Regions from separate parts of the Homo sapiens genome. Here region 2 is linked to region 1. A link is a contact called in ENCODE Hi-C data. All regions are on one chromosome and are shown on one strand. Each heading gives the region's core, a stretch centred on a gene start or an enhancer-like site at or near the end of the contact. The rest is flanking DNA. Distances are from core to core; before and after follow the strand shown.

What was found. Hi-C counts contacts between places; a loop is a spot of excess contacts on that map. Pooled maps may share reads with other maps.
Region 2: a map of naive thymus-derived CD4-positive, alpha-beta T cell shows a loop between it and region 1 (9-fold over the local background). The contact joins the promoter of NEIL3 here to the promoter of FBXO8 in region 1. A Hi-C loop is called at or near these places in 2 of 168 maps with a recorded cell type or tissue (both naive thymus-derived CD4-positive, alpha-beta T cell) and 9 of 50 pooled maps.

What each region holds. Positions count from the first base shown.
Region 1 is chr4:174,280,205-174,286,832 of GRCh38, reverse strand. It overlaps FBXO8 (F-box protein 8), which reads left to right and starts at 3,166. Exons shown (of 6, transcript NM_012180.3): 1 at 3,166-3,423. It overlaps CEP44 (centrosomal protein 44), which reads right to left and starts at 2,922. Exons shown (of 12, transcript NM_001040157.3): 1 at 2,890-2,922. RefSeq lists a silencer at 2,690-2,957 and an enhancer at 2,722-2,971.
Region 2 is chr4:177,305,861-177,312,488 of GRCh38, reverse strand. NEIL3 (nei like DNA glycosylase 3) reads right to left here and starts at 2,615. Exons shown (of 10, transcript NM_018248.3): 1 at 2,380-2,615. The coding sequence starts at 2,535. RefSeq lists an enhancer at 2,445-2,534 and a silencer at 2,615-2,734.

The DNA of each region.
Region 1 (6,628 bases), core at 1,917-4,416:
ACATACGTGAACCAAAAGATTTGAACGAACTGAGACTTTAAACAAAATGATTCATTTTTTAAAAACTGCCCCAAAAGTAATAGCATGGAATTTATTTCTAAATGACTAATTTTCTTGCATGGAGTGGGACTTTCATTAGATTATCAAAGGAGATTTTTCCCAAAGAAGAGTCATAAATAGGTATATAAACGATTAAGAACCTTTGCTGGAAGGAGGTAAGTTTCTGAACTATAAAAGTCTAGTCAGCCAGTAACGTGAAACTCAATAACTTACATAAAAACATCTACCACAACTGTCCATGGACACTTCATAGAAGAAAAGTAATACATAACAATACCTTGAGTAATGAACCCTTTGAGAATGAAGCTCCTTTAAAATGAAGTTATCACATTAAAATGAAGTCATTATATTAAAATGAAAACAGAACAATTCATAAATCAGGTGAAGCTGGGTTAGTGTGATCTTTTCCTCCAATTCGCATTACCCAGCTGTCCAGGATACAAATCATCCCTTTACACACCGTTTCTCTATCTTTAAATAAGGAAAGGTAAGAAGGTCACCGATTTACAAAATCCTAAATTTAGTAAGCTTCCTACTTTAAGCCCCTCGCCACTCATTTCCACAGCCATTTCCCCAGGGTAGAGCAACTGCTCCCTCTTTATGAACCTACCTTTCTGTTCCTAGTCTCCTTTATCAACATGGTAGGCAACAGCTTATTGAATATACTTTATAGACTTGTGCATGCACATTTTAGTCACTATTTTTCAGCCAATAAATTACTTCAACTAAACATTTACATTTCTAGACAGAGATAATTTTAGGTACTGTCAAATGGGAGATAACTAGAAAAAGAGAAAGTCATCCTGAAATCACATTATACAAAACACTGGCCAAGAAGGTAAACCCTATTTAATATCCTTTAGACTGACTGGGGGTAGATGGACACACGGAAGCCTAAAAGGGATTTCCCAAGATAAGCCTTTACTTTCCTGAAAAACATGAAGTGAGGACTACTCTGGCTTTAACCGCAAAAAATGTATTCTTGGATTTTGCCACTGGCCAATATAGTAGGTCTGAGCTTCTTTCGGGTTCCAGACCCATCTATCGTAACACAATTCTTCTAGGGATACCTTCTTCCCAGTAACTTTAATGTAAATTCTATGTCTTTCCAGACTTCCTTTAGTCCTTCCAGATGTATATTCCATTTTCCCAGTGCAAGTAATTCTGTTTTACGTAACACTTTATGATATCTTCTCACCTTTCCTTTTTCTGACATTTTGGAAAACATTTCAGTGTCTCTTACATGATTTCTACCTCTGATAATGGAATTTCTGACAACAAAGTTATGTCTCTCTTCAGTACCAGTGAATAAATATTTTGAAGAGTAATACAAGCAGAGCTCGTGAACGAGGTAAGTGATAGGAGACAGAAAAATAAAGGGATTTAAAATTGGGATTATCACAGAATAAAATTACAGCTACTGCTCTACATTCTCACAAAGGGCTTTACTAAGTCTACTATAAAATTCAAAAGCCTTAAAAACAAGACATTAAAAGAAGCCAATCTATTACTTATGTACATTTTAACACCTTACTTTCATTAATGAAAAATACTTTTAAAAATTTAACATTTTCAACTTATAGCACTGATCAAAGGCAAACTAAGGAAAAAAGGAGATACCACTCAGCTTGCAGCATAGATTCAATAATAAAGAAGCTCTCAATATTCCTTTCTAGCTTCCTTCCTTGTCTACAAGTCAGATCTGCGCAATTGAACTTGTGGGAGAGGTTGTGAAAATAGTGTACTCTAGCAGTTTAGGATTTTCAACATCGCTCAATCTCATTGCTGTTAGAGGTCATTAAAACAATGCCTCCCAATAGAATGTCACTGGACCAGAGTGATTTTTGTTTAGAATGAAGCAACTACACTGACTCTAATAACAGTCAATGGCTAAGAGTTTGTGACATAGCACATAATGCTCGATATTATCTAAAAACACGTATCAAAAACAAAAAAGTAAAGATGAGAAAAACAGTTTATGAAACTGCAAAAGATATTAGGGAAATACTTCTCTAAGAGATAGGAGAAAGGTCTGAGAAAGGCAAAGCATCGAGAAAGCTGGGCGGGAGTGGGGAGGAGTAAGGGACAAGTAAAGAGTTCAACGGGACTGCTGTGTTCACACATAAAATTAAAAGGTCTGCAGATAATTCGGGAAAAAAACAGTCTAGCATGGCCATAATTCCAGAGTAAAAGAGAATAACAACTTCAAGATTAACTTGTTACAGTGAGGGAAAAATCTGTAGCCTTCAATAAAGGTGGAGAAATATTTGAAAAGCTGGGGAAATGCCAACAAGGAAAACACGAACTGCTGTCCTGTCTTCCTTATAGTCAGGAGCCGTTTGTATCCTCACCCCAGAGGATCCAATAGGAATCAGTAAGCCTATAACTTTCCAACCCTAAGTCACAACCTAATTCTGATAGGATGAGCTACCACGATACTTCCCACTTCGTTGTGACTAAAAGCATATACTAGTTGGGTATATAAGCAAGGCTCCCCTCCCGCCATTTGATTTAAAAGAATGAAAAGGCGGATCTGGTCATTCGTCTCCGCCCGGGGTCTCTGTAAGGACGGCGGAGAGAGGCGACCTCCGCCCAATACCAGGCGCAGCCTTGCCGTCTCCTCGGGGCTCACCAAGCAGCCACCAGCAAAGAAGCCGGTTTCAAAGGCCCAGCACGACAGGGAGAGGAAAACGGAGCATATGCAACCATACACAGTCACCAGAGTCCAGCCTCCCGCAACCAGTCGCTACAGCCAGGCGCCTGCGCCCAGAAGCGCTTCTCGCGCCGACCGTTTGTATTTGGAATTGTGGGTTCCTGCCCGCCACGCACCACCGCAAGACCTTCAAAGCTGGGAGCTTCTCTGTGCTCCAGGATTCCTCGCTGCCGATTCCACACCGCGTTCAAGACTCCTGTGAAGAGCGACTCCGCTGAGAGCCTCCTCAATGGCCAGTCCACTTCTAACTTGCAGCTGAGAAGTTTTTCTGATCTTGATGGTCAGAGTGGCTCGTGCTACGAAGTGAGAAACAAGGAATCTATAGCGAATCGTAAACAACAGAAATAAAAATGCGTCTCCGTTAAGAGTCGGAGCCTAACGTCACTTCCGGCAACAATAGGAAACGTCAAAATTGGGATAGTCGGCAGTTCTGGCCCCTGCAGCTGGAGGTACCCTGAGTTCTGAGGGTCGTAGTGCTGTTTCTGGTATTCTCATCGCGGTCACCTCTACCGGTGTGGACAAGTAAAGTTTGAATCAGCTTCTCCATGGCCTGGGCACCAGTTCCCGGCTGAGCCATTTTCCTTTTGGCTAAAAGTCCCCGCCCAGAGGCCAATTCGTCGCGGCGGCGGTGGAGATCGCAGGTCGCTCAGGTACAGGAGTCAACCTAGATATTTTAGATCTCTTGTCTCTTTTCCCTGTTCACCTTCACTTTTCTCGAAAATAAAGACAACCAGTGCTTGCCAGTTGGCCGAAACTGGCCGACCAGCAAGAGTTTGCGACCAATGACAGTGCGAAGCATCTTGAGTGACAGTAGTGGTGGCTCATTAAAGTGAGGAATCACTGTCAGGAGGCGGAACTGGGTGTGTTCCTTCTGTTTCTAGGCCATTGGGGTGTAGTTCGGTTTAGGACTCCAAGTAGTAACCCAGCGTCATTGTGAAATAAACCTGAGAAATGACAAGGGTTACTTTCTTCAGGTCCAAGTGTTGGTTTTCGGGTCGAGTGTTATTTTGGTTCCTAGACAGTTTTTGGTTCTTTACCACTTTCCAGTAATATGAATGCAAACACAAGTATAGTTAAGATCACGATGGATTGCTAGCTGCTACAGTAGTCAAACTTGGGTTATAAAACTTGTCAAACTTGTCTTTTATTTGTTTCTCAGCGACTGGGTTCTAATCTCTTACGTAGAAGGTTCTCAATATTTATTTGGCAAAATCACATAAATGGATCCCAATCCTCAGTCATTTAATTTTTTTAGTTTTATTTTTAGGTTCTGTATGAATTTACTAATAAAATAATTGATTCTACTTGTTTTACAAGTAAAATATTCATTTTCAAGGCTCCTAGGTGTATATCCACAAATGAATATATCATGATTTTTATTACGGTAAAGTGAAGACAATTTATGTTTTCTATTTCAGCTTTCCTCTTCCTTCTTTTAATGTTTGAAGTAATGTATTTCTGAGGTAGGAGCTCTACACACTTCTCAACTCTACCCTTCACGAAAATGATATGTGAAACAGAGTAGGTTTCAGAATAAAGAATGCATAAGTTTTATTATTTTTTTCATATTGGGTCAGAAATTCATCTTTAGCCAATTAACCTGACAATATGTCTGATGAGGTACTTCATTAGTTGTCTATTGCTGGGTAACAAATTACCCCCAAATTTACCCCAGCTTAAAACAACAAATATTATCAGTTTCTGTACATCAGGAATTAGGGTGCAGCGTAACTTCATTTAATAATAAGTTACAGCAAATTAACTAATATTACTTGGGGCCCTTGGATCAATTACTTCCATCCACAAAATATTATAGTAACTTCTAGATAAGCCAAAACATTGATCATAATTTATTACATATGGTCACTTTAATGGGGAATGTTTTGTGTGTTTACTGTTGCTAGGTTAAAAGATATCTTCCTCATTTTACAATATAAAAACATTGAATTACCAAATCTTTAATCACAGTGTGTTGAAATTAGTCATTCAGATTTGTAACTTTATGGTTTATTATTTAACCAACTGCTAATGTACAACTAATTTTTTCCTCATTTTGATTCAGATTTGGAAACTGGCACTATTCCATTGACTGACCCATGATAATGCATCAAAATCATTAATACTAAAGTCTAAGAATTATGCATTTAATTTCTGTTTCTTTTTCTTGAATTATTTTACTTAAATAATTTTTTAAACAATTTAAATGAAATACATCTATTTCTGGAAATTTATGTTCACTATTTCTTTTTCGTTTTGCTCTCATTGTTTTGTTTTTCTGACAAATTTCTTGACTTAGCTCTCTAATAAACTAAAACATTTTTGGCTGACTTGAATAAATTTATATCATATTTGGGGCAAGTATTTTTTTGAGACAGATTTTTATTCTGTTGCCCAGGCTGGAGTGCAGTGGTGCGAACAAGACTCACTGTAGCCTTGACCTCCTAGGTTCAAGCAATTCTCCCTCCCACCTCAGCCTTCAGAGTACCTGGGACCACAGGCACACGCCATCACGTGTGGTTATTTCTTTTAATTTTTTTGTCTGACTGTGCTGCCCAGGCTGGTCTTGAAGTCCTGAGCTCAAGCGATCCTCCTTCCACAGCCTCCCAAGGTTCAGGAATCATAGGTGTGAGCCACTGTGCTGGTGCAAGTACTTTATAGCAATATAAGATAAAAATATTTGTGGTTTGGAGTTTAGGCAACAGCTTTAGGGAGTTTAACCATTTAGTCAGCAGTTCGTGTATTTTTCAAGAATAGATTGCATAGGATTCATAAGCTATTTGAATGAAGGAACCAGATTTTAGCAAGTAAGCCAAGCTTGGAGAGACTCTATATGGAGTAGTGATTTGTGGAAGTCATGAATATAGGGAAAAAAGAGATGGAAAGGACAGATGTTAAATACACACACACGCACGCCATCATCTCTTCTTTTATTTATTAATTTGTTTTTCAGAGTTTTTTCCCTCATTTTATTTTTATGGGATCACAGAATTGTTTCTTCCAATTTTTAAATTGTAGTAAAATATACGTAACATAAAATTTACCATCTTAACCATTCTAAGTGTACAGTTCAATGGTATTAATTACATTGATAATGTTGTGCCACCATCAACACCATCTATCTTCATTACTCTTTTTATCTTGTAAAACTGAAACTCTATACCTATTAAACAATAATTCCCCTTCCCCATTCCTAGGTCCTAGCAATCACCATTCTACCTTTTGTTTCCAGTTTTGGAAACCGGAAGTGTTTGTATTCATATTACTGGAAAGTGGTAAAGAACCAAAACCTCATATAAATGGGCTTATCCAGTATTTGACTTTTTTTGACTGGCTTATTTAACTTGGCATAATGTCCTCAAGGTTCATCTTTGTTGTAGCATATGCCAGAATTTCTCTTCTTTTTAAGGTCACATAACATTCCCTTATATGTGTCAGCCACATTTTGCTTATCCATTCATCTGTTATTGGACACCTGGGTTGCTTCCATGTTTTAGCTGTTGTGAATAATGCTGCTATGAACATGGGTGAACAAATATCTTTTCCAGACCCTGCTTTGAATTCTTGAGGGTATATACCTGAAAGTGGAATTGCTAGATCACATGGTAATTCTGTTTTTAATTTTTTTTTAGGAAGCTCCATATTGTTTCCGCAGAGGCTGTACCATACGTATTACATTCACATTAACAATACATAAGGGTTCCAGTTTCTCCACATCCTTGCCAAGACTTATTTTTTTTTCGATAGTAACTATCTTAATGGGTATAAGGTGGTCCCTCATTGTACTTTTGATTTGTATTTCCCTAATGATTAGTGATGTTGACTGTATTTTCCTGTGCTTATTGGACGTTAGTGTAT
Region 2 (6,628 bases), core at 1,366-3,865, 3.0 Mb before region 1:
TCAACCGAACAAAACTAAAAATGGTGGTAGACACAGCCAAAAATCCAAGATTGCACTTTTCTATTTAATAAATAACCACTACTATATACTGAGCATTATGGTGTTCTTACCGTTGTATGCTAAAAAAGCAATAAAGATCCTACTGAATCTTTTATGGCTGAGAGGAGCTATGGCATGGTTAAGAGGGTAGGCTTTGGAGTTTTAAAGAAAAATCAAACCCTGGTTTAGCCCCTTACTAGACATGTGATCTTGGGCAAATTTACTTAAAGTCACTCTGAGCCTCATATGCCTCATCTGTAGAATCAGGTTAATCCTTTATCATAGGGTTATCCTTTTTCATGACTGAATGAAATGTAAAAGCATCTCATGCCATACCATCAGAGATAATCACAACAAAACTTAAAAGGAAATGTTTAAGCTATTTTTCCTAAATACCAATGAGGTGATATTTATTTAAAACATTAGGTTGGACTCTCACAGCAGAAAGCATATCCTACTCATCTTCGTATCCGCAGGAGCTAGCATAAAACCTAACACAAAATACGTTGTGGTTGAATGATGTAAATGATGATATCCCTAAGTATATTCATGTCATATCCATTGCTTAGCCCTCCCATCATAGTGATTCTCTTGTCTTCATCTCCACCACCAGCACTTGACCCCAAATTTGTCACCTGGATTTCTGCAGTCGACTCCTAAATGAGAGGGCAGTGTCTACTCTGGCTTTCTTTCAGTCTTTTTCCTGTTCCAATCCCTGAGCTGCATGGCTTCTACTCACCCTGCACACCTCAGCTTTTTTTTTTTTTTTTTTTTTGAGACAGAGTTTCGCTCTTGTTGCCCAGGCTGGGGTGCAATAACGCGACCTCAGCTCACTGCAACCTCCACCTCCTGGATTCAAGCGATTCTCCTGCCTCAGCCTCCTGAGTAGCTGGGATTACAGGCATGCACCAGCATGCCTGACTAATTTTTTATTTTTGTAGGGATGGAATTTCTCCATATTGGTCAGGCTGGTGTTGAACTCCCAACCTCAGGCGATCTGCCCACCTCAGCATCCCAAAGTGCTGGGATTACAGGCATGAGCCACTGCACCCGGCCCACACCTCAGCTTTGCTACTTCCCTGGGGAAGCCTTCCCAGGTCTTCCTACAAGTCCTTAAAGAATCGTGTATCTCTCCTTCACAGAACTTATTAATTTATATTTCTTTAGGTGATTATTTAATGAATGTCTTTGTGTCTTCCCAACTGAAGTATAGGCTCCAAAAGAGGAAGTATTTGTTTTTGCTCCCCAGGTGTCTTGAGTATTCAAAATTTTATTGAATGAGTAATTTTCATAAATATTAATATTCTTAAGAAACCATCTAAAATCCATCTCTGTGGTACCCTGAAACGATTTTAGAAACACTATAACAATAATAAAAAAAAATAGGTACAGAGTACTTACTGGCATATCAAGTCAAAATAAACAAAAGGGCAATTGGAAGGAGATGTAAAACTTATTTTTTCCCAAGTTTGAAAATATATTTTCTTAGACTTAGAACCTCATTTCTTTCAAGTTGTAAGCATATGCTAATTTCATAGCAGGCAACTTTTTCTTCCAGGACCAAAGGCTATAAGAAGCTTTGCAGAAGAAATTGAAATACAGTGCAATATTGCATGTAGGCATGAAATACAATCATCCATACATCTAGAGGGCTTTTAAAACATGATGCCTTAATCAGAATATTTTTAGTACAAGTTCTGGCCAAATGAATACCACATCGTCTGCAATGAATGCCTGAGTGGCAAGAAGCTGTGCTAGTTTACTTTAAAAAGAAATAAATTCACTTAAGGGAACCAGAACTGGGTTTCATTGCCCCTTAATTAGATGGCAATATGAAGTTGAGTGAGAAGTTAGTGCTAAATTTTCTACGTGTAGTTTTAGAATTATATACTAGTTGTGATATACTTACCAATTGCAGATTAGCCAAGCAAGAAAGTAGAATTTTATGCTAAAAGCTTAAAATGGGACGAAGAAAACATATCAGAGGTAGCAGAGATTTGATAATATCAATAGTAAAAAATGCAGCTGTAGACATGGGAAACCATGTGTGTATCATAAAGAAGTTAAGTAAGGTGACTCGGATAAAACACCTTCACTGGATTCCCCTAGGGCATCTTGCTCCGGCAGCGTGAGCCCAGAACGCTAGCCCTCCTCTCCTGCGCAGGCGCGCTAGGACCGACTTCTCCCTACAGTAAAGTGACGATAAACTCTGTGAAAGGTGGGACCCCAGGAAACCTGGGCCAGAGCAAAGAGATGACACTTTAAATCCTGGAACCCTGATGGGGTCTTTATTCCATTTCCCCCCTGCTGACTGCATGGCCTGTTACAGGAGTAGCTCACCTGCGGGGAGACCACAACCGTGGAGGCTGCGAGCCGCAAGGCGCGGCCCTGCAGACTCCGCAGAGCGCTTCCCCGCACGCCGGTCACCGCCTGGCCCGGGAGCACCCGCGCGCGAATCTTCTCTCCATTCAGAGTACAGCCTGGTCCTTCCACCATCTCTGTGGCCGGCACTGTGGCCCACCGATTGCAGGGCCTGGTGAGAATACCGCTGTGCAACTCAACGCTGCGCGGGCACTGACCGCACGCAGAGGAAATTCAAATCTCGCGCGCGTCTGGCCCCGCCCAGGCCCCGCCCAAACAGCACCCTAGCTGTTGAGGTCGCTCCCTACGGCGCATGCGCTGTGGTTCACCCCCGCCCTAGGTCTTGCTGTGGGTTTATTAAGAAAACGCAAACGCGCGTGGGGCGGGGGGCGTGGAGGACAACTAACTAGGCTGAACTGTAAAAGCAGAAGAAATTGGGACTTGGAAAGCTCTGAATGTATTTTCTTTGCGTTAAAGTTTTGCCCTTGTCTTTGAGCTACTTAGTATACACACATTTTCTGATCTGGTCCTCTTAATCTGTCCTTGTCTGTGACAGGACAGATATGTCACAGACAATCTTGTTTTTGGCTCTGTTTTTGGCATGCTATATTCGGACGTGGGTGGGATAAGAGAAACGAAGAAGAGGGTTTTTGGAACAAACAGCAGAATATATTCTAGTGTCTATATTTAAAAACTCCATTATTAGATAGTTAAGTGAGCCCTACCTAAGTGCATGCATCCATTTTGTAAGGGGACGCCCCAAGATGAAAGCTATATGAAATTGCTTTGTTAAACGTAGAGGTTTATATAAATTTGAGGGTAATGCGTAGCTTTTCAAATTTACCCACAACCCTAACCAAAGATGCATGCATACATATAAATCTATGAAGTTTATGACTCCATATAGTTTTGTAAATTATAAAGTGTATTCTTTTTTGAAAACTGAAATACTACACATTAAAACAGAATGTCAATTTCTAAGTGATTTCATAAGCATAGCACTGTGCTGCCGTTAAACCACAAGAGCATATACACAGGTGGTTGCTGACTTAGGATGCCCCAGCGTAACAGTGTTTTGACTGTATGATGGTGCAAAAGTGACACACAGTAGAAACTGTACTTTGAGTACTCATATAGCCATTCTGTTTTTCATTTTCAGTACAGTAGTCAATAAATTATTCAACACTTTATTATAAAATATGCTTTGTGTTAGGTGATTTTTCCCAACTGTAGGCTAATGTAAGTGTTCTGAACACATTTAAGGAGGGCCTCGTGAAGCTATGATGTTTGGTAGGTTAGATATATTAAAGGCATTTTCGACTTACTGTATTTTCAGTTTACAACGGGTTTATCAGGACATAACCCCATCGTAAGTTGAGGAGCATCTGTATACTAGAGAGTTGAATTTGAATATACTGAAGACTTGATTGAAATTTTGAAAAGTATTAAATCTTTCCTTTGCAGGGAGAGATTAGTGATCAAAAGTTGGCTGGATCAATTTCAGGACTATTTGTACTTTACTCCCTTGTTCAATTCAATAATCTCTGTCCTTTGATGGAGAAAAGTCCTATATACCTTCTCCTCTTTCAGCGTTGTACTAGTTATTTATTGTTACCTCATCAATTATCCCATTTGTTATTTCAAAGTTTCTGTGGGTCAGGAATTTGGCAATAGTCTAGCTAGCCAGAGTCATCCTGGCTCAGCATTTCTCAAGAGGTTACAGTTAAAATATTAGCCAAGGCTAAAGTGCCCCAAAGGCTTTTTGTAGCTAAAAGATCCACTTCCGAGATGAGTCACTTGCATGGCTGTTGGCAGGAGGCCTCAGTTTCTCACCTCTTGTGTCTCTATAGTGCAGCTCGGCTCTTCTAATGACATGGCAGCTGAGAGTGTGATCCAAGAGAGAAGTCAAGGAGAAAGCTGCAATGCCCTTTATTACTTAGTCACCCTTTATTACTTAGTTTACTATGGTAACTTACTTCTTATTCCATTCATTAGAAGCCAGTCATTAAATACAGTGCATTCACAAGGGGAGGGGAATTAAGCTGTGATTTGAAAGGAGGGATATCAAAGAGCTTGTGGACAAATTTAAAAAATATCAACCTGTTCATTTATCTGATTCACCTCATTTCTCTTTAAGGTGTTGTGTACTGTGCACATTTGGGTCAAATACGATCTTTAATTAGTAAGAGTTGGGGACTGACACTGAAGGCATTAAGAGATTTCACTGGCGTGACTGAAAGGCGGAGTCAGATTTTGTTTTGTTTTGTTGGCTGGAGTGCAGTGGCCTGACCTTGGCTCACTGCAACCTCCACCTCCTGGGTTCAAGCAATTCTCTTGCCTCAGCCTCCGATGTAGCTGGGATTACAGGCACCTACCACCACGCCTGGCTAATTTTTGTATTTTTAGTAAAGACGGGGTTTCACCATGTTGGCCAGACTGGTTTTGAACTCCTGACTTCAAGGGATCCACCCGCCTTGCCTCCCAAAGTGCTGGGATTACAGGCATGAGCCACTGCACCTGGCCCAGATTTTGTTTATATGTGACTAGCCTCTGAGTCCTTTGGTATATCTCTTTGATCTTGCTTCTTACGTCCAATCAAAAGCAAACTCGCATACGCTGTGTATCTACATTGTCTGTAAAAAGAGCCCACAACATTGCAAGCAAGCCTACCCTAGTGCAGACCCTTGCTACATTTCAGCTGGACTATGTCAGGATCCTGCTAACTGCTATCCTCCTTGAATTTTCTCTTGTGCACTCTTACCAGAGGAACCTTCACAATTTCTTCTTAAGTCCAATTTACTAATTTCAGTAAATTTGCTAAATCTATTAAATTGTGCTATTTGATAACCATATATATATATGTCATTTATCTTTTCCAAAACTCACTTTCTTCATATGGACAATAAATAATACTTTTTCTATACACCTGCATATGATTGCTCTAATTTCCATACACAACATAGCTTATGTGAAAGCACTTTGAAAACTATGAATACTCTACGAAATTAAGATAAATTGTACTTATTCCCAGAATATATTTTGTACCTTTTGTTTTTTGGCTCATGCTATTATTCTCACCTTTTCTTTTTTCCAAGACAGAGTCTAGCTCTGTCTCCCAGGCTGGAGTGCAGTGGCGTGATCTCAGCTCACTGTAACCCCCACCTCCTGGGTTCAAGCAATTCTCCTGCCTCAGCCTCCCGAGTAGCTGGGATTACAGGCACCCAACACCACCCCCAGCTAATTTTTGTATTTTTAGTAGAGACCAGGTTTTGCCATGTTGGCTAGGCTTGTCTCAAACTTTTGACCTTAGGTGATCCGCCCACCTCAACCTCCCAAAGTGCTGGGTGGGATTACAGGCATGAACCACCGTGCCCGGCCTATTCTCACGTTTTTAATACCTCCTCTTTTTCCCAGTTTACTGAAGTTCTCCCAATTTTTTTTTTTTTTTTTTTTTTTTTTTGACATGGAGTCTCACTCTGTCACCCAGGCTGGAGTGCAGTGGTGCAATCTCGGCTCACTGCAACCTCCATCTCCTAGGTTCAGGCAGTTCTCCTGCCTCAGCCTCCCGAGTAGCTGGGACTACAGGCATGCACCAACATGCACTGCAACCTCTGCCTCCCGGGTTCAAGCAATTCTCCTGCCTCAGCCTCCCGAGTAGCTGGGACTACAGGCACGCACCACCATGCCCAGCTAATTTTTGTATTTTTAGTAGAGACGGTTTCACCATGTTGGCCTTCATGATCTCGATCTCTTGACCTCATGATCCGCCCACCTCAGCCGCCCAAAGTGCTGGGGTTACAGGTGTGAGCCACCGTGCCTGGCCAAGTTCTCCCAACTTTTAAGCCCCAGTTGTATGGATATCCTCTAAAACCCTTATTGATACAGTCAGAATTAACCTCATATCTTCTGAAGTTAGTTCTTCCAAAGAACTTACCAAACTTACCTTGTGGTAAAGTAATTTGTGTACATTTTGTACATTTTGGTCTTCTAGACTAGACCCTCATTCCTTAAAGACAGAAGAGATCTCATCTTTATACTTTCCATAGCAGCCAGGATGCTTTTTTTGTATATAATAGATATTCAACAAATATTTGTTTAATTGAATTATTATTATTAACTTAAGGTTGAAAAATTGGACTATCTGTTCCCAGGGGCCTTTAATATCATTCTTTTGAATTGAGATTTGATGTTTTCAAGGGTCTCTTCTAAAATAAATGTTATGGAAAAT